2 separate regions of the Homo sapiens genome follow, and region 1 is linked to region 2. A link is an interaction called in ENCODE POLR2A ChIA-PET data of the cell type or tissue named here. Cell type or tissue: MCF 10A. All regions are shown on one strand. Links, peaks and the distances in the headings refer to the core of each region. The heading gives the core; the rest is flanking DNA. Region 1 has its middle 160 kb from the start of TSLP. Region 2 has its middle 280 kb from the start of LINC01848.

What was found. ChIA-PET counts read pairs that join two places held together with the same protein. Peaks named below come from ENCODE experiments on the same cell type or tissue, not always from the same donor. Only the 100,000 strongest peaks of a DNase experiment are listed, where the experiment ranks them.
Region 1: POLR2A ChIA-PET joins it to region 2 with 6 read pairs; 1 of 35 experiments calls an interaction of 5 or more read pairs at or near these places.

What each region holds. Positions count from the first base shown.
Region 1 is chr5:110,911,550-110,921,140 of GRCh38, forward strand. No RefSeq gene overlaps it. Among named protein-coding and RNA genes, the nearest start is that of TSLP, 160 kb to the right of the region's middle. In MCF 10A, for the core only: no CTCF peak of the experiment used is centred there; a DNase peak (open chromatin) is centred at 5,012.
Region 2 is chr5:110,155,035-110,164,625 of GRCh38, forward strand. No RefSeq gene overlaps it. Among named protein-coding and RNA genes, the nearest start is that of LINC01848, 280 kb to the left of the region's middle. In MCF 10A, for the core only: no CTCF peak of the experiment used is centred there; a DNase peak (open chromatin) is centred at 4,387.

The DNA of each region.
Region 1 (9,591 bases), core at 2,361-7,360, 760 kb after region 2:
CTTTTTTTTTTCCTTATCCACAATCTCTTTCATGATTTCCTTGATTGGCTTTGTCATAAATCCTGTGAAATCATGCACAACCTCTGACACAGTTTTCTCTAGCAGGAATTTGTTGTTTCTGGCTTGATGGGTTTCATGGCTTTTGCTATAACAATAATGGCATCTTCAAATGTGTGATCCTTCCAGACTTTCATGATGTTCTCCATATTGGGATTCTCTTCCACAGCACTGACAATCCTTTCCATAGAGTACTGTGTGTAATGAGCCTTACAGGTCTTTGAGGTCTCCTGATCTAGAGACTGAATTAGAGACCTTGTATTTGGGAGCATGTAACCCACTTCAACACCCTTGATGCTGAACTCATGGGGCTCTGTGAGGCCAAGGGCATTTTCCAATATTAAAAGAACTTTAAGACAGTCCTTTACTGGCAAGGTGCTTCCTGACTTCAGGGACAAAGCATCAGTGGAAACAATCCAGAAAAAGGATTCTCTGTTCAGGCCTTCTTGTTGTACAACCAAAAGACTGGCAACTGGTGTTTATCTTTTCCCTTCAAGACTCAGGGGTTAGTAGCTTTATAGATAAAAACAGTCCTGATCATAAACCTGACTGGATTTGCACAAAACAGTGCAGTTAGCCTATCCCATCTTGCCTTAAATCCTGATGCTTGCCTTTCTTTCTTACCAATAAATGTTCTCTGTGGCATTTTTTTCCCCAGAATAAGACACTATGGTCTGCATTAAAAATGTATTTGGGCCTATACCTTTTCTCTTCAGTGATTTTCTTAATAGCAACTTGTTTGCTGCTTCATAGTTGGCAGAAACTGTTCCTCTTGTTATCTTGACATTATTTAAGCCAAATCTCTTTCTAAAATGATCAAACCATCCATTGCTTGCATTAAATTCTCCAGCTTTAGATCCTTCATATTCCTTTTGCTTGAAGTTGTCATATAATGACATTGCTTTTTCTTGAATTGTATTAAGGTCTATAGGTATATCTTTCTCATAGTAATCCTGAACCCGCATAAAAGCTGCATTTTCAATATGAAACAAAAAGGTATTTCACACTTTCCGTGTAAGTCAGAAGTGAAAAAAAGAAGTACTTCACAAAAAGCACAAGATTTTCACACCTGTTGGTGCAGCTTCAGCAAAAGCTTCACAATTTTCCCTTTTTGTTACAATGGTCCTTACTCCACATATTGGCCTGCTCTTGTGTTGCTATAAAGAAATACCTGAGGCTGATAATTTATAAAGAAAAGAAGTTTAACAGGGTCACGGTTTTGCAGGCTGTACAAGCATAGATCCAGCATCTGCTCCTGGGGAGGACCTCAAGAATCTTCCAATCTTGGCAGAAGGGAAGGGGGAACCAGCATGTCACATGGCCATAGTGGGAGCAAAAGAGGGGAGGGGAGGTGCCACACTCTTTTAAACAACCAGATCTTGGGTGAACTTAGAGCAAAGATTCACTCATTATCACAAGGACAGCAACAAGCCATTCATGAGGGATCCATTCAGTAATGCAAACACCTCCTGCCAAGCCCCATCTCCAACATTGGGGTTTATGTTTCAACATGGAATTTGGAGAGGACAAACATCCAAACTATATCACCCTGGATTCATTTTCATTGAAACAGTGGGCAACTGCAGCTGCAGATCTCAATTTATGGTGAATATCAAGCAATTCAACTTTTCCTTGTAATGTCATGACTTTGCTTATTGGGAGCACTTTCAGCATCACTAGTAGCACTTCATATGGATCCCATGGTTTTATTTAAATTTTGTGGTGTTGTACTAACCATGATGAAAAATACATAAGAACTGCAAGAAAGAACTTTTTACTGCAATACAAAATTTACTGGAAAGACAGCTGCTCCTGTGGAGATGATTAGAGTGTTTTACAAGGATGCTTGCAACACTTGAGCTCACAGTAATAGCAACAGGAGGAAGCTACAAAATTGTCACAGTAATACAACAGGTACTATAGTTAATTTTATGCAGTTATTCTTTAATACCGCATCTTCACCTATCTTGGCATTTCTCTTGACTGCAAATGGTACTTTGTATGGTCTGTGTTTATAAGCTTTGACAACTTTCAACTTTTTTATTTTGTGATAGAAATGAGAAAATAGACTAGTATCTACATCTATTTACACATTCATAAGATATCTAACTTTTTCTTAATTTTTTTAATATTTCTAGTCTACAAAGTTCATCTTCAAGTTTTTTCAAGGCTTTATTTTCTTCAGAGAACATTGAATAGGAATATTTCTTGTAATCCTATTCTCAAACTACAGTGATTTAGGGGCCATTTTAATTTGTGTCATGATATAAGTTACTAATTCTGATATCAAGATGAGTACCTCTCTATTCTTTTTTTTTTTTTTTTTTTTTTTTTTTTTGAGACAGGGTTTCACTCAGACACCCAGGCTGGAGTGCAGCGATCCCATCTCTGCTCACTGTAACCTCTGCCTCCTGGGCTCAAGTGATCCTCCCACCTCAGCCTCCCAAGTCGCTGGGACTACAGGAGTGCACCACTACACCTGGCTTTTTTTTTTTTTTTTTTGTATCTTTTGTTGGGACAGGGTTTTGCCATGTTACCCATGCTGGTCTCGAACTCCTGAGCTAAGGTAATCTGTTCATCTCAGCCTCCAAAAGTGGTGGGGCTCCAGGTGTGAGCCACTGCACCTGCCCCTCTGTATTCTTTCGTGGCTAGGAAACCAAAAGAATTGTGACTATCGTAGGCATCAGTAAGCGTTGTGTTTTTTCTTTTTCAACTTTTATTTTAGGTTCTAAGGGTGCATGTGCAGGTTCATTATATGGGTAAATTGTGAGTCTCTGGGGTTTGGTATACAAATTATTTAGTCACCTAGGTAGTGAGCATAGTATCTGATAGGTTCAAGTAGTCCCCATTGTCTATTATTCCCCTTTTTGTGTCTATGTGTATTCAATGTTTAGCTTCCACTTATAAATGAGAACGTGAGGTATTTGATTTTCTGTTCCTGCATTAATTTGCTTAAGATAATGGCTCCCAACTCCATCCACGTTACTGCAAAGGATATAATTTTATTCTTTTTTATGGCTGCATAGTACCCCATGGTGTATACGTACCACCTTTAAAAAAAATCCAGTCCAGTGTTCGTAAAGCATGAAGCACTCTTTATCTGAAAAAATTATTTATATGAACATATGATTTCTCAATAATGTCAAATGGATAACTTGTTTCTATATTATTAACATTGAACAAGCGGAGGAAAATGTATCTTTCTCATCCTGTGCTATTTCTCATTAAGATTTAAATTATAAGAGGTAGGTTTATATGTTTTTCAACATTCAACAATTTTTTAATGTACCATTACATTAAATAAGAAAATATGCTTGGGATTTTAAAAAAGGAAAAACTGAAGAAAATGGCTCTGCCAGTAATTTTGTGGCATTATGTCTTATTCATTCTGTGGTTCAGTTTCTCAGTTTGTGAAACATGAACAGTAATAGTATCTATCCCATAGGGTCATTGTGAGAACTAAATTAATTTTAAAATAAGGCATGTAGAACTATGCCTAGCACTTATATGTGTTAACTATTATAATGTGGTAACTATTATTAACACTTATATGTGTTAACTATTATTAATGATGATGATTATATCCTCTTTTGAAAATGTGAAATACCAACAACTAAAATATCAGGTATTTAGAAGACAAGAAATAAAAGTAGCAGGTTATAAAATATTTAGAAGTAAGTTCCAGGTGCGGCGAGATCTGAAGTTTATATAATTGGGAGAAGCTTTTATAAGGAAATAGGAAAAAGGTTTTACAAGGAAGTAGGAGAAGCTTTTATAAGGAAAATAAATTTATAACAAAATTACAAATATAAAGTTAAGATTGATGGCTTCTCATATCAGCACTGCTTAGAAAAAAAAAGAGAAAAAAAGCAAAAATAGATACATACCTCAGTAGGAAAATAGCCAAAAAGTTGCACATTCATATACTAGCATACCAGATAGTCATTAAAGATAATGATAAATGTACTAACATGAGAAGGGATGTGGGGTATATTATTAAGTGGGAAAAGCAAAATTAGTTATGGCAGGCATGGTAGTTGCCTATCAGTAACTATTGCTTCAGTTTTTCTTACAAAGAAACCTCTGATCTTATTCAGGAAGACAATGTGCTCAGCTTTAAAAAAAATTGTGGTTTAGACGCCTTTGCACCTTGGTGGGGCCAAGTGGCAGTATTCTGACTGATGGGTTGTGAGGGGTCATCACTGCTCTTTGTCCTTTCCACTCTTCCTCCGTGGAAGGTGAAAAAATGCTGGTGATATAGCAGCTATTTGGGGTCCTAAGGTAACAAACGTATGAGTAAAAGTAACAATTAATGGTAAAATTGGAAAGATATAAAGAATCTGGGTCTCTCTTGGCATTGTGGATCTCCTACCAGTCTTCGGCTTATTATTTCATAAAGATAAGTGCTCCTTGGGTTATTTATTTTTTATACAGCTGAAAGTAAATTGTGACTGATACACATGTAGTCTAATCTATGTATAATGTATATTAGAATAATGTAATATAGGCAAACAGAGACATCCATGTAAAATGGACTGAAAGGATAACCAGCAAACTCAGAAGTGTGGTTGCCCTGGAAAGGAAAGCAGTCATAAGAGGGAAATGCTCTCATTTTGTTTAGTGTTTTTTTTAGATTTGAATCTTTTCCAGTGAATATATTTATATCATTTTAAACAACAAAAAGGAGAGCATTTTTAATACCATTCTTATTTTGTGTGTGTGTGTGTGTGTGTGTGTGTGTGTGTGTGTGTGTGGTGTGAGATAGGACATTTTGTCTTTCACGTTGTATTGGGAAAAACAGGTGAACAAGTTTGGAAATTCAGGCTATAACCTTTATGTGATTTTAAATTTAGCTACTCACACTAAAAATATTCCCTTAATCTTTTTTATCTTCAACTCATTACCATTGCAAAATCCTCTAAGCATGCATACTCTCGTACTGAGTCACCTGCTGCAGTCTGCAAAGCTCTGATCACTGTGGTTTGTGTTTAGGGCCGTCTGTAGAGGATTTTTTAGGGCCGTCTGTAGAGGATTAGGGCCATCTGTAGAGGTTTGTGTTTAGGGCCGTCTGCAGGGTCTGGGAAACATCACACTCTGTACTCTTCTCCAACATTTTCATTAAGAATAAATATTTGTGAATCATTATCAAGAACAGCATTCAAGGGGAAAACCAGGCTAAATGACACAGTGTAAATAAGAGGTTTGTACAGAAATGGGTACTAAGTTTTAGAAGCAAGCAGACAGCCCCAAGTTTGAATTGGAATGCCTTAAGTCATTTTGAGAGTAGTTAACATCTCTCTCTATGGATAGCTATACAGTTGCTGCAGCTTAGTCTCAACAGAAACACAGGCTATGAAGACAGTCTACTTTTGTTTTTTAAAAAAATGCTGTCTTTTCGAATTATTCTCCTTTAGTCAATATTTCAATAAACACATATTGAATACCTGTAATGCCCCAGGCACTGGACTCAAATTTGGGTGAAGAGCATGGCACGAAGAGAGGGGGATGCAGTCTAATAACTCTTGAGATCCATTTCTCCCTGTGTCTTCCCAGGACACGGGGAGTTGGCATATTTAGTGGTCAGATAGGAAGTCATTAGTCAAAAAAAAAAAAGAAGTAAGAGAATGTAAAAGAAGCAAACAGATACCAAGAGTCGGAAACAGGCTAAGGATCAAAAGCAGAAACATCCGTTCAAGCCAAAGTAAACTCAGGGCATTCCTTCTATCCACCCATCTATTCAAATAACACTAACAGAAAGCTTGCTAAGTACAGGCATCATGATAGCTGTTGTGGAGAATTCACAGATATGAAAAACCATAGATCCTGTCCTTAAAGGATTTACAGACTAATGGACTAATGAGGAGGATAAGTATAATCAAATAATTCTGTCACAGATCAGCCAGCATTCATTAAGTGTCATAAGAGAAGTTCAATCAAGGGCCAAGAACCCCACTGGAGTGGGACACTATTTTTGGCTGGGCAATCAGAGAAGCCCTGTCAGGAGAGGTTTGAAAAACGAGAATGACTTTGACAGGACCAAATGGAGAAAGAAGCAGGAGAAGGGCATTGTAGACTGTGACACTGGCAGAAACAAGAATAAAAAGCATTCGAGTTGAAGGCAGGGGAACCCAGTGCGCTACAAACAGTGAGAAGTCCACTGACTCAGAAACAAGCTTTTCAGATGATGTTCAACAGATCTTGCAGGAGGAGGTTATCTCTTGATCCAGGCCATCCTATGGCAGTGTCTTTATCTGATCTGTAACTTGGATTTCTACTTAAGTTTTTATTTGGAAAAAAACGAAGCTCTGTTTACTAAAAATATTTTAAAACCTGAAAACCACTAAGAGCATCAATGGGTTAACATAAGAAATGATAGAAATGTGCTCAGAAGAATGTCTGGGCAGACCTTGAAGGCATTAAATGACCAGGGGAATTTCTTTTTTACCGAGGGCGATGGTGGGGTCTCTGGGAAACCTTTAAAGAAGAAATTAACACTAGAAAAAAAATGAATTATGAAATGACTGTTGCACATCGGGTCAGAAAGGAGCAGAGACTGCAGTCACAGACAGTGATCAAAAGGAGATGGCAGAAGTTCAGGGAAAATATTAAGGGCCTGCGTGAGGGTACAGAGAGAAGGGACAAGGGAAAAAGGAATTGTCAAAGGACATTTAGAAAGAGGATTTACCAGTCCTTGTAATTGCATAAATAAGTGAGAGGTAAGTTAATGACTTAGATCTCCTTTAATGTTTGTTTAATATTTATATTTGTGAGTGATATACAGACATACACATTTTAATAGACTTCAATTTTCAGACCACTTTTAGATGTAGAGAAAAAATTCAAAGATAGGACAGAGAGCTTCCATATACTCTTCACTGAGTTTCTCCTATTCACATTTAACATTAGCATGGTACATTTGTTACAATTAATAAACCAATATTGATATATTACTGTTATTAGCTAAATTTCATACTTTATTCCTATTTTCTTAGTTTCTACCTCTTTTTCTGTTGTAGGATTTTATCCAGGATACCACATTACATTAAGTCATCAGGTCCCCTTAGGCTGTGACAGTTTCTCAGACTTTACTTCTTTTTGGTGACCTTAACAGTTTTGAGGATTATTGGTCAGTTATTTTGTAGAATGGCCATCTATTGGGACTTATCTGATGTTTTTCTCATGATTAAACTGGGGTTATGGGTTTTGGAAGGAAAACCACAGAGGTATTGTGCTATTTTTATTATATCACGTCAGGGGTACATGCTATCAATGTGACTTTCCACTGTTGATGTTGACCTTCATGACCTGGTTGAAGCAATATTTGTCAGGTGCCTCCACTGCAAAGTTACCCCTTTTTCCCTTTTCATGCTGTATTCTCTAGAATGTGGACACAAACATTTTTTTAAAGAAATGCTTTCCTCAATTCAGCTCCAGTCCCTTACATGGATACTTCATTTAGCAATAAACTTTACAGTTTTTTCAGTCCACAAGACTTAGAAGTCACTTCAGCAAACATCTGTTGTGACTTGAGCATGCCCTTGGGGGTCTCGCTCTTGAGCATTTTATGAAATACCCCTTTCAGCCATAAGGAGTGTGCTCCCCAAGGACTTCAAAGACATGCAGTTTCTCTCCATCATTTTTCACCTTTCCAGTTCTGCCATGTTTCTGTGACAGCTGAGTATCCTCTGTAGAGTGACTCCCAGGAATGCATGGCTGGGCACACAAGTAGACCCTTCCTAGAGGCCTGTCCCTCCCACCCTTGCACCACACCTTCACTCTGATGCCTCACAGAACTGCTGACGTCCCAGCTAGAGGCCCACCTCTCAGTGCCAGGGTGTGGCCAAGTCCCCACTGCCACCCTGTCTTGTGGACCATAGGATCTCTCCACCATCATGGTTTTTGGCCGCAGCTGAATTTGGAGTGGACTAAATCAAGTTAAATCAATTTCCTCTCTTCTGCTGTGCCCTGGGAATTGTAGGGTTTATTCCTCTTGCCACTCTTGCAGCAAACTGGTTCCATTTCTTTCTGCCTTGTTAACCATCCATCCTCACTCATTGACACATTTTTCTCTTCTCTACAAGATATTATTGATACCCTTTTAACGCCTTGTCAGGAAACTTGTGAGGAGCAATATCAAATTATTTTCTGTTTCTTTGAATTTCCTCAGAACTCGGCCAAAGCTGTTTGGCCCCTCCTCCTCTTCATCCCTTAATAGTCACATGCATGCAGTAAATCCTACAGAACAGCCATAAGGTCCCAAAGCCCAGGATCAGTGGAAATGGCCTCTGGATTAATCAAGTAATAATTTTCAGGGGAATAAAGTATGTTTGTATGCTGGCCCTCCTTAAAAAAACATTGTTCATTAAAATCTGACATCTCTGTGGCTGAACTGAATGTATGAGCCTCACCCTCACCCCTCTAGCAACTTGATATTGAGAACAAACAATTAACCTCTTGTGTGCAGATAATGCTTTTATGGTCTCAGTCTGTGTGTGGTCTTAGCAAATAGTTGGCCCTTTTATCTAATGATTGTCTCCAGAGAAAAATATAATTGTATTTTGTTTGACTAAATCACTGGTTAAACTTTTCAGTTTTTGGATTATGGATAATAATCTCATGTTATCGAATCACTTTGGCATACATAGTAATTTCCAGGTTATTGTTGAACACATATTATAAGCAGTAATGTTCTTAAGTATCCTTTAGGTGTTTTATGGTGAACATATGGGCTGAATTTGCAACCATGCTATGTGAAATCTTCTGCTTCTGTCAGATATGAACCTCTGTGGCTCACCTAAATCTGCAAGATTCTATATGTACCCTATGGTTGGGAAGTCCTCATATCTCACGTGTCCAAAACAGGATGAAATAAGGATTTCCTGCGTTCTGAGAATCTTAGTGGTTTATGGGAGTGACATGGGATCTAAATTGACCCCTTCCTGCTAATTTGTCCTTCTGCATTTTAAGAAAAGCATATCTGAGATCATGTTCAGCCTATTTCTGGGGACTTTAAAAATAGCATACCAAGTGTATAAGGAAGTAGCAGTTTTTTACATTTGGGTGTTAAACATAAGCAAGTTTTCGAATTTATTTTCATACCTATTATCAACATATAGCTTTTACCCATTCATTCAGTCCAGATAATTTCAGAGAATTTTAGAAACATTTTGTTAACTGTAGAACGTTAGTTAGGTAATATAGCTTTATGAAAAATATCCAAAATACTTTTTATTTTTTCAGTAGGGTTTTCTTTGCCTTGTGAGCAAAACATAAATGTCTAAAGTTGATAAAACTTTTTTAAAAGTTTATACTTAAGGAATTAGACATATTCATGTGTCTTGTTGAAATATTCAATTTAATTTTTCTTTCAGATAGTTTTAGGTTTAAAACGTAATTTCTCTGAAGTTTAATGTCGAAGGCTCACAATTGGGTTATGTTCGAATCACTCCTGGCAGGATTTCTAGATAAGCCTCTTGATTCTCTTGATTTATTGTAACTCCATGTTACCTTTGCCTTGTCCTTGAAATTTCCAGC
Region 2 (9,591 bases), core at 2,462-7,461:
ATGAAAACAGTGTTAAGGGGTCATTAGTTTAAAAAAATGGGTTATAAAATAATATTTGTAAGCCTCATGTTAACTTCAAATCAAAAATCATACGACAGATACACAAAATATAAAAAGCAAGAAATTAAATCATACCACCAGAGAAAATCACCTTCATTAAAAGGAAGACAGGAAGGAAGAAAAGAAGGGAGAGAAGACTGCAAGACAACCAGAAAGTAAATAACAAAATGGCAGGAGTATGTCCGTACTTATCAATAACAACTTTGAATGTAAATGGACTAACCTTTGCAATCCTAGACACAGAGTGGCTGAATGATGAAAAAACAAGACTCAGTGATCTGTTGTCTGTAAGAAACACGCTTCACCTATGAGGATACACATAGACTGAAAATAAAGGGATGAAAAAAGATATTCTATGCCAATGGAAACTACAAAAGAGCAGGAGTAGCTCTATTTATATGAGACAAAATAGATTCAGGACAAAAACTCTAAGAAGAGACAAAGAAGGTAATTATATAATGATAAAGTGGTCAATTCAGAAGACATAACAATTGTAAAGATATATGCACCCAATATTGAGGCACCCAGATATTAAAGCAAATATTGTTAGAGCTAAAGAGAGAGAAAGACCTCAATACAATAATATTGGAGACTTCAACATCCCACTTTCCGCATTGGCCAAATCTTCCAGACAGAAAGTCAACAAAGAAACGTCAGACTTAATCTGCACTATTGGACAAATGGATCTAAAAGATATTTACAGAACATTTTATCCAACAGCTGCAGAATACACATTTTCCTCCTCAGCATATAGATCATTTTCAAGGGTAGGCCATATGTTATCACACAACAAGTCTCAAAACATTCAAAAAATTGAAATAATATCCAGCATCTTCTTTGGCCACTATAAAATAAAACTAGAAAACCATAACAAGAGGAATTTTGGAAACGATACAAAGACATGGGAATTAAACAATATGCTTCTGACTGACCAGTGGGGTCATTAAAGAAATTAAGAAGAAAATTGAAAAATTTTTTGAAACAAATGGTGATAGAAGCACAACATACTCAAACCTATGGGATATAGTGAAAATAGTACTAAGAGAAATTTATAGCTGTAAGTGCCTATATCAAAAAAGAAAAACTTCAAATAAACAACATAATGATGTATCTTAAAAAATTGGGGAAGTAAAAGCAAACCAAACTCAAAATTAGTAGAAGAAAAGAAATAATAAAGATTAGAGCAGAAAACTGTACATTTCAGGGTAAAAAAGTCAGTGTTAAATAGCTTGACCCAAATGGATAGCTACATAGAGTTCTGAATCCAAACTTAAACACTACATGTTTTTCTCACATGTATAGGAAACATTTCTAATAATTAGTCATGTATTAGGCAAAAAAATCAATAAATTTCAAAGAATCAGTACTGTATTAGTCAGGGTTCTCTAGAGGGACAGAACTAATAGGATAGATGTATATATAAAGGGGAGTTTATTAGGAGAATTGACTCACAAGATTACAAGCTGAAGTCCCACAATAGGCTGTCGGCAAGCTGAGGAGCCAGGAAGCCAGTCTGAGTTCCAAAACCTCAAAAGTAGGGAAGCTGATATGGCAGCCTTCAGCCCGTGTTGGAAGGCCTGAGAGCCCCTGGCAAATCACTCATGTAAGTTCAAGAATCCAAAAGCTGAAGAACTTGGAGTCTGATGTTCGAGGGCACGAAGCATCCAGCACAGGAGAAAGATGAAGGCCGAAGGTTTAGCCAGTCTAGTCCTTCTGTGTTCTTCTGCCTGCTTTTATTCTAGCCTCGCTGGCAGCTGATTAGATTGTACCTACCCAGATTGAGGGTGGGTCTGCCTTTCCCAGTCAACTGACCCTAATGTTAATCTCCAGTAACACCCTTACAAACACACCTAGGAACAATACTTTGCATCCTTCAATCCAATCAAGTTGACACTCAATATTAGCCATCACGGGTACTATTAAGTTTTAGAGTACATGTGCACATTGTGCAGGTTAGTTACATATGTATACATGTGCCATGCTGGTGCGCTGCACCCACTAACTCGTCATCTAGCATTAGGTATATCTCCCAGTGCTATCCCTCCCCCTTCCCCCGACCCCACCACAGTCCCCAGAGTGTGATATTCCCCTTCCTGTGTCCATGTGATCTCATTGTTCAATTCCCACCTATGAGTGAGAATATGCGGTGTTTAGAAACCATGATCTCTATGATCATTTAGCAATTAAGCTGGAAGTTAATGACACAAAGGTGAATTGGCAGTGCCTCCACAAATGCAAACTTAGTACTGTGCCACTAAATAAAGTACAGATTAAGGAAAATTTTAAAAATGGAAATTCATAATGACATAGACCTGAAGTATAATGAAAACTATGTAAATTAAAATTTGGGGTAGCAAAAGCTGTTCTTTGCTATACTTATAGCTCTTATTATGTTATAAAAGAAGAATGCCTGAAAAGGAAACTACTGGAAATAGGCCTATTATGAAGGCCTGTTTCACTCAAGAATAAAACTATAATATTATTCTGGAATCTAATTCAGAAATGTATAAAATAGATAATATACCATGATCAATATGGGTTGATTTCATATATGTGGGACAAGTTTAATATTAGAAAATCCATAAATGTTATTTATCACATTAAAAGTTTAAAGTAGAAATCTCAAAAGTTCATTTCAATAGATGAAGAAAAAGTCTGTTACAATACATTCAAAACCAAATCATGATGAAATTCCTATTATGAAGAGAAGAAAAAGTTCTAAATGTAATAAAAATGTTAAAAATTTTAGAGCAGACTAGAAGCATTCCCTTTAAAATTAGTAATGAGATAAGCATGTCCACTTTACCACTTTTATTGAACATTGCCTTGGAGTTCCTAGACAGCATCAGAAGAAAATAAAAATAGATTAGATAAATAAGGATAGAAAAGAAGGAACAAAACTCATAATTCAGATTTTCTAAACAAAGAAAACCCAAAAGCTTCTAAAATAATTAGAAAAAAGAGTTCAGCAAAATCTGGAGATCGATGTATCCAAAAGTCAGTTGCATTTCTATCTAGCCAATAATTAGAAAACAAAATTTAAAAAGAAAGAAAAAGTTTAGCACTGATAATTGAAGAGAAATTATAATTTACAATATTGTAGAGTAGTATCAAGTACCTAGGAATAAAATAAACAAAAGATGTGTAAGATCTCCACAGGGAAAAATTTTAAATGTTATTAAGAGATTTAATAGAGGACATAAATAACTGAAGAAATATTTCACACCAATCAATGGATTGGAGAACTTAATATTGGCAAGATGTCGAGTCTTCCAAATTAAGAAATAGATTTATTTTAATTTTAATCCAAATTCAAATAGAGTTGGTAAAATAATTCTAAAATACATATGAAAGTGAAATTAGCCAAGAGTATACAGAGCACTTCTAAAAAGGAATAAGAAGCGGAGATTTGCCTGCAAAGCTTAGTATGCAGCTATAGTAATTAGGGCAGTGTGGCTTTAATACAACCAAGAATGAATTGACAAGCAGAATAGAATATAGAGCTCAGAAAAAGATCCACATATGACACAAGTGATATATGATAGGGGTGGCATGTCATATCATGGAGCTGGAAAAATGGTTATCCATATAGTAAAAGATAAAACTGGATCCCTAAATTAACTTATAAGTCAAGACAAAATTGAACTATTACTAGAAAATAAATGACTCAGATTTCAAAAACAAAATTTGAAAACTCTATAGAAAATAAAGTAACTATTTTTTAGATATTTAAGTAGGGAAAGATTTCTTAGGAAAAAATTATTGAGTATAGAAAAAAATTTTAAATGCCTGTATTAAAATTATTAATAATTAATCAAAAGTAACCTTAGAAACAATTTACAAAATGGGAGGAGATATTTACAATTCACACAATAAGTGATTTGTATCAATAATATATACTGAACTTTTAGAAATCAGTAAGCAAAACATAAACTGAAAAATGAGCCAGTGTCATAAACTGTCATCTCACAGAAAATGAAACTTGTATGTCCCATACATATAGGAAGAGATTTTCAATACCAATAGTGATAAAGACAGTTCAATTTTAAACCACATAGATATCACTTGTTTGCCAAAAATTGACAAGTCTGACAATTTCAACTGTTGAAGACATGTAGATCCAAAGAATCTCTTTCATATTGCTAGTGGGAGTGTAAATGGGATACCACTTTGGAAAAATAGTCTAGTGTTATCTCCTAAAGGAAAAATTTATATAATCTATGGACCTGGGTACAATTCCATTCTTAAGTATATGACTAAGATTAAATTTCTCACTGGATAAAACATGCGTAGGAATGTTGTGAGCAATCTCTCAACAATTGCAAAATCTGGAAAAATGCCCATCAATGGGAGAGTAGATAAATAGTGGCATATTTACACCATAGAATGATGATACAGTGGCTTAAAAAATAAACTTCATCAACACACAACAATCTGGATAAGTGTTAGCAATATAATATTAAGTGAAAGAAGTTCCAGAAGATTACATAAAGCACAGTATCCTCTAAGTACATAAAAATAAAGTTTATAAGGAAAAAGATACAGAAACAACAAAAAATGTATAATACAAAAAAGGAATGATGGAATGATATCTTGTGGGCCATATATAGTCTCTGTCATATATATATATTTTTTAATAATCCTTTGAAAATCTAAAAAATATTCTTAGCTTCTAGGCCATGCAAATTTACCCCACAGGCTAGAGTTTGCCTGCTTGTGTTCTATAGCCTAGTTGCAATTATAATTTGTATTTTACTAATAGTTAGATAAAATGATCTAAATTTCAAAATTTTTAGTTTCCTTTTTCAAGATAAAATCTTAACCACACTTTCCCTCATTATTTTCTATGCACATTTGGTTTATTTTTAACTGGATTCGTTTTTGGTAGACTTTTAAGTACCATGTATTGAATAATTAAAAATTACAATGTGTACTTTTTTTTGTTTTCATAGGATCACACACACACATCTTACAGTAAATAGTTCTTTGGGCAATTATCCAAATAATTGGGCTTAAAACATTACTTTTACTTGAAATACCAAACAATAGAAGCAGATATAGTTTTATTTTTAAAATAACTGTCTCACTTTCTGCAGAAAGATACCTTGTTTTTGTGTCTTATGAAATAAGCAGATATACCCTGAGCTTAGGAAGAACACCTCAAATTTTAATAAAACCAGCACTGCTTTTTCCTTAAGGTAGGTATCAATCTACTGGAAGAATGTAAGGATATGTCACAATTCTCATATTATTAGTACTAATTGCCAGCTACCTAACCAGAAAAAAATGTAGCCCTTAGTGTTAGCACAATTGAAATTCTGATCCAGGACTAGTAAGCTCGTTGAGAGACTGAGAAGCAGTAAATTCTGCAATAAAGGACTTTGTCTGCATATAAAATGACTCTCAGCGTTGACCCTGAAATGAAATCAAGTTGAAAATTGATTGGGGGAAAAATCAGTTGGGATAGTTATAGCATATTTATTTATGATTTTATAGTTACTAAGAGATTAAAGGCTGTTTCCCTCATCACTGTATCTTTACAATGACAAATCCCCATAAATATTCTAGAACAAAGTTGAAAAGCACCAAAGTAGGGATCAGATGGTTTAAGGTTCTTCCTGGGTCAGTGCTGGCTTTCTGTGCCTTGCATCTAATCCCCGGTCCTCATCTGTGAAATACAGTCATCAGAAAATCTCAGCACAAAAATTGCTCTGGGGATTCTGGGAAGATGCATGGCTATTTCTAGTCATTTGGGATTCCTAGTAAAATCACCTTACCAACTTGGCCATGAAAGTCAGTGGGTGGAGTGAATGAGAAGGGGATGGTCAAGGAGGTGTTGGGAGTACTAAAGAACATAGTGGAGGAATCCTTGCCCTTTGTTTCAGCTGTAGTCTAATAGGCAAAGGTCTGTAGCAAAGCTGGGTTTTTAAAGAAGTGCAGGTTATTCATCAGAAACTAACTCAGAGTCAGATTCCAAGATGCTAAGGAAACTCAAGTTGTCTAAAATTGGTAGCTTGGTAGGAATTTTATAGTAGTGTAGGTCAGTGTCTTACTTGTCTTTGTATTACCTATGTCTGAAATATAGGAAGTACTCAATAAATGTTTGGGGAAAGAAGAGAAGGAAAAGAAGAAAGAAAAGGAAGTGTGCTCTTTGTTAGTTTTCCTAAAAATGCCTCAAGCTAATTAATGCAAGGGAATTCAAAATAAAGGTCAGACTGGAGGTGAAGCAAAATCTGTATGTGTCATCTGTGGGAATCAAGTCTGGAAATGTATTTCCTCTGGGCAGAGGGCAGCGGTGTATCCAATGTGTATGTAACTGGAGATGTCAAAGCCTCTTTGAAAACAAATGTAGACAATCTTTAGCCTTACGGGTCTGGTTACATTTTTGTGCTAATGCTCTTTATAATATAAGTGGGAATCATCACTGAGACTAGAATGGGAAGTGGTAGATTCAAAAGTATATTTAGAATTCTCTCTGGAGTGTGGATATATCAAATAGTGTCCAAATCTATTTTCTAACAAATCTAAATTTAAAGTGTCTTCAGAGTCTTCGACTATCAGGTTTGCTGGGAAATGGGTTGAATCTGGCAACAAGGCAATGTTATACCGTTTTATGAGTTTTGCCCAAAAGGTTGATGCAAATATAGCTATGTGTGTTATTCTGAAAAACTAAAATCCTCGGTAATGGGCCATGTTATTACTTGATATTATTAAACTCAGCATGTTGCTAATGAATGAAGCTTATAAATTCACAGAGAAATGTTATATGCTTCTTTTATTTTTTAGGCCTTAAAAAAAGGCTTCTATTGCTATTACCAAAAAGACAAGAGATAACAAATGTTGGTGAGGGTGTGGAGAAAAGGGAACCCTAGTACACTGTTGGTAGGGATGTAATTCGGCGCAGTCATTATAGAAGACACTATAGAGGTTACTAAAGAAATTAAAAATAGAACTGTCATATGATCCAGGAATCCCTCTTCTGAGTATATATGCAAAGGAAATTAAATCACCAAGCCCTATAAAAATACTTGCATTCCCAGGTTTATTGCATTTGTCATTCACAAAAGCCAAGGTATGGAAACAACTGATAAAAAGTGTCCATCAACAGACAAATGGATAAAGAAAATGTGAGATTATATATTGGTATATAAATATCATGTATATATTATTTTGCCTTAAAAAAGGAGATCCTACCATTTGTCACAACATAGATTGAACTCAAGGACATTATGCTAAATGAAATTAGCCAGACCCAGAAAGAAAATTAATGCATGATCTCACTTATATGTGGGATATAAAAACAAAGGTCAAATATACAAAGACAGAAAATTAACAGTGGTTACTAGGGGTGGTGGGATTTGAAGAGAGAAAACGAGAAGATGTAGGTCAAGGGATCCAAAGTAGCAGATATGTATGACAAATAGGTCTAGAGATCTAACATAATATGAGGACTATAGTTAATAAAATTGTATTGTATTCAGGATTTTTGTTAAGATTTTTTAGAAGCTCTTGTCATAGAAAAAAGTAACGATATGAAGTTATATATATATATTAATTTTCTTCCCTCTAAAAACCTTTTGTATCTCATACCATCAGTTTGTAAATCTCAAGCATACAAAACAAAACAAAAAACAAAACATGGATGCTAGAGTTAAACACAAAACAAGACAAGTAAACACAAAACAAAACAAAAAACAAATTAAACACAAAACAAAACAAAAAACAAAACATGAATGCTAGAGTCCAAATTACCCTTAAATTGGCTTTGTTAATTCATGGGGAAAGAAACAAAAAACATTTAAAAACTCCTGGAAATTTAAGATACGACGATTCCCAATTAAGAGAAAGTAAATTCTAGGTAGGCATTAGAAGCGTATTTCTGGTTCTGATCCTTTTCGTTAAAAAATTATTTATATACACTGGAAATATATTGGACTCATTTTAATTCATGTGTTTGACTTCTAACCTCTTTCAAAACTAGGTTAGATTGAATGTTGGCAACCATGACAGCCATGGTCCATTGGCATCTGTGTCAGTCATGAACTTTGGTGAATGGAGAGGACTTGCTTTATAAGGTTGCTTTATTTAAATCAGATTGATCAGTTTGGGGAGAGAATATGATCTCACACTATGTGGCTAAAGGAATGGAGTGAGGCAGGGGGAGGTTGTATGAACCATGAATTTATTTGCTAATGTAAATATTTTAAATATTTTATTGTTTTTACATATGCTTTTTAACCATGAATTTATTTATTAATGTAAATATATTAAATATTTTATGGTTTTTACATATGCTTTTAAAATTGAAGTATTGTACCATTTTATGGTAACATTCAGAAAAGCACACAATTCATAAATTTATTGTCCCATGAGTTTCATAAACTGAACAAAAGACCTATATCAAGAAGCAATATTACCAAGACTCCAAGAAGATCCCTCTAGCCCCTTCTAGTCATTATTCACCCCTTCCTGTCAGGGTAACCACTATCATGACTTCTAGCATCACATAGTATCTTTCCCTGTATTTATATATTACAGAAATGAAGTCATATAATATGTACTCTTTTGTGTCTACCTTTTTTGTTATATTTGTGAGATTTATCCACATTATTGCACAGTGTAGTTTGTTCATTCTTATCGCTGTGCAATAAACCATTATGTGTATATAACACCTTTTATATTCATTCTATTTGGGTTGTTTCCAGTTTTTGGATATGACAAATAGTGTTGCTATGAACATTACTATGAATATCTTTTCATGAATATATGTATACATTTCTGATGAGTATACAGCAAAGAGTGGGATTATTGGATCATGTTTATGTTCCTTTTTTATAGATATTGACAAGCATCTTTCCAAAGGGGTTGTATAGGTCCCCAGTTTTTGAAGGGGAAACTTCTGTAGCTATGGTATAGGCCAATGGGAATCCAAGTAGCAGCTGAGCTCCAAGATTTGGTGAATGTCTTAATGGGGACTCAAGATCAGAAATGTGTACATCAAAGCCATGTATCAGATGGGAAGGTTCTAGGGGTCGGGGTGGGGAATAGGGCTCTGCTTAAGCAACATGATGGAAATTTAATGGAAGATATGAAGAATGTATCCAAATCTCAAAACAGTAATAATAACACAAGCTGCCAAAGGGAATTTCAGTGGTCAGTACCTTGGCCTAATTAGCTGTGTGATATATTATCTGAGTTCACCAGTCATATGGAAATGAGAGCTCAGGGGTAATATTTACCTCTTGGTAGTCATATTCATGTTATCAAATATTTGTATGTCAAAGACATTCACAATAATGTCATAGCAACACTACTTGTAATAGTCAAAAACTGAAAACAACTGAAATAAAATGGATATATAAAAGGTATTATATATACATAATGGATTACTACACAGCAATAAAAATGAACACGCTACAGAATACAAAGACTTTGGGAGTACAAGTGTGGTAAGTTTTACAGATGAGATGGAGGTCAGAGAAGTTAAATAATTTGCACAAGATTGTAAACTGCAGAAATGGAATATTTTTT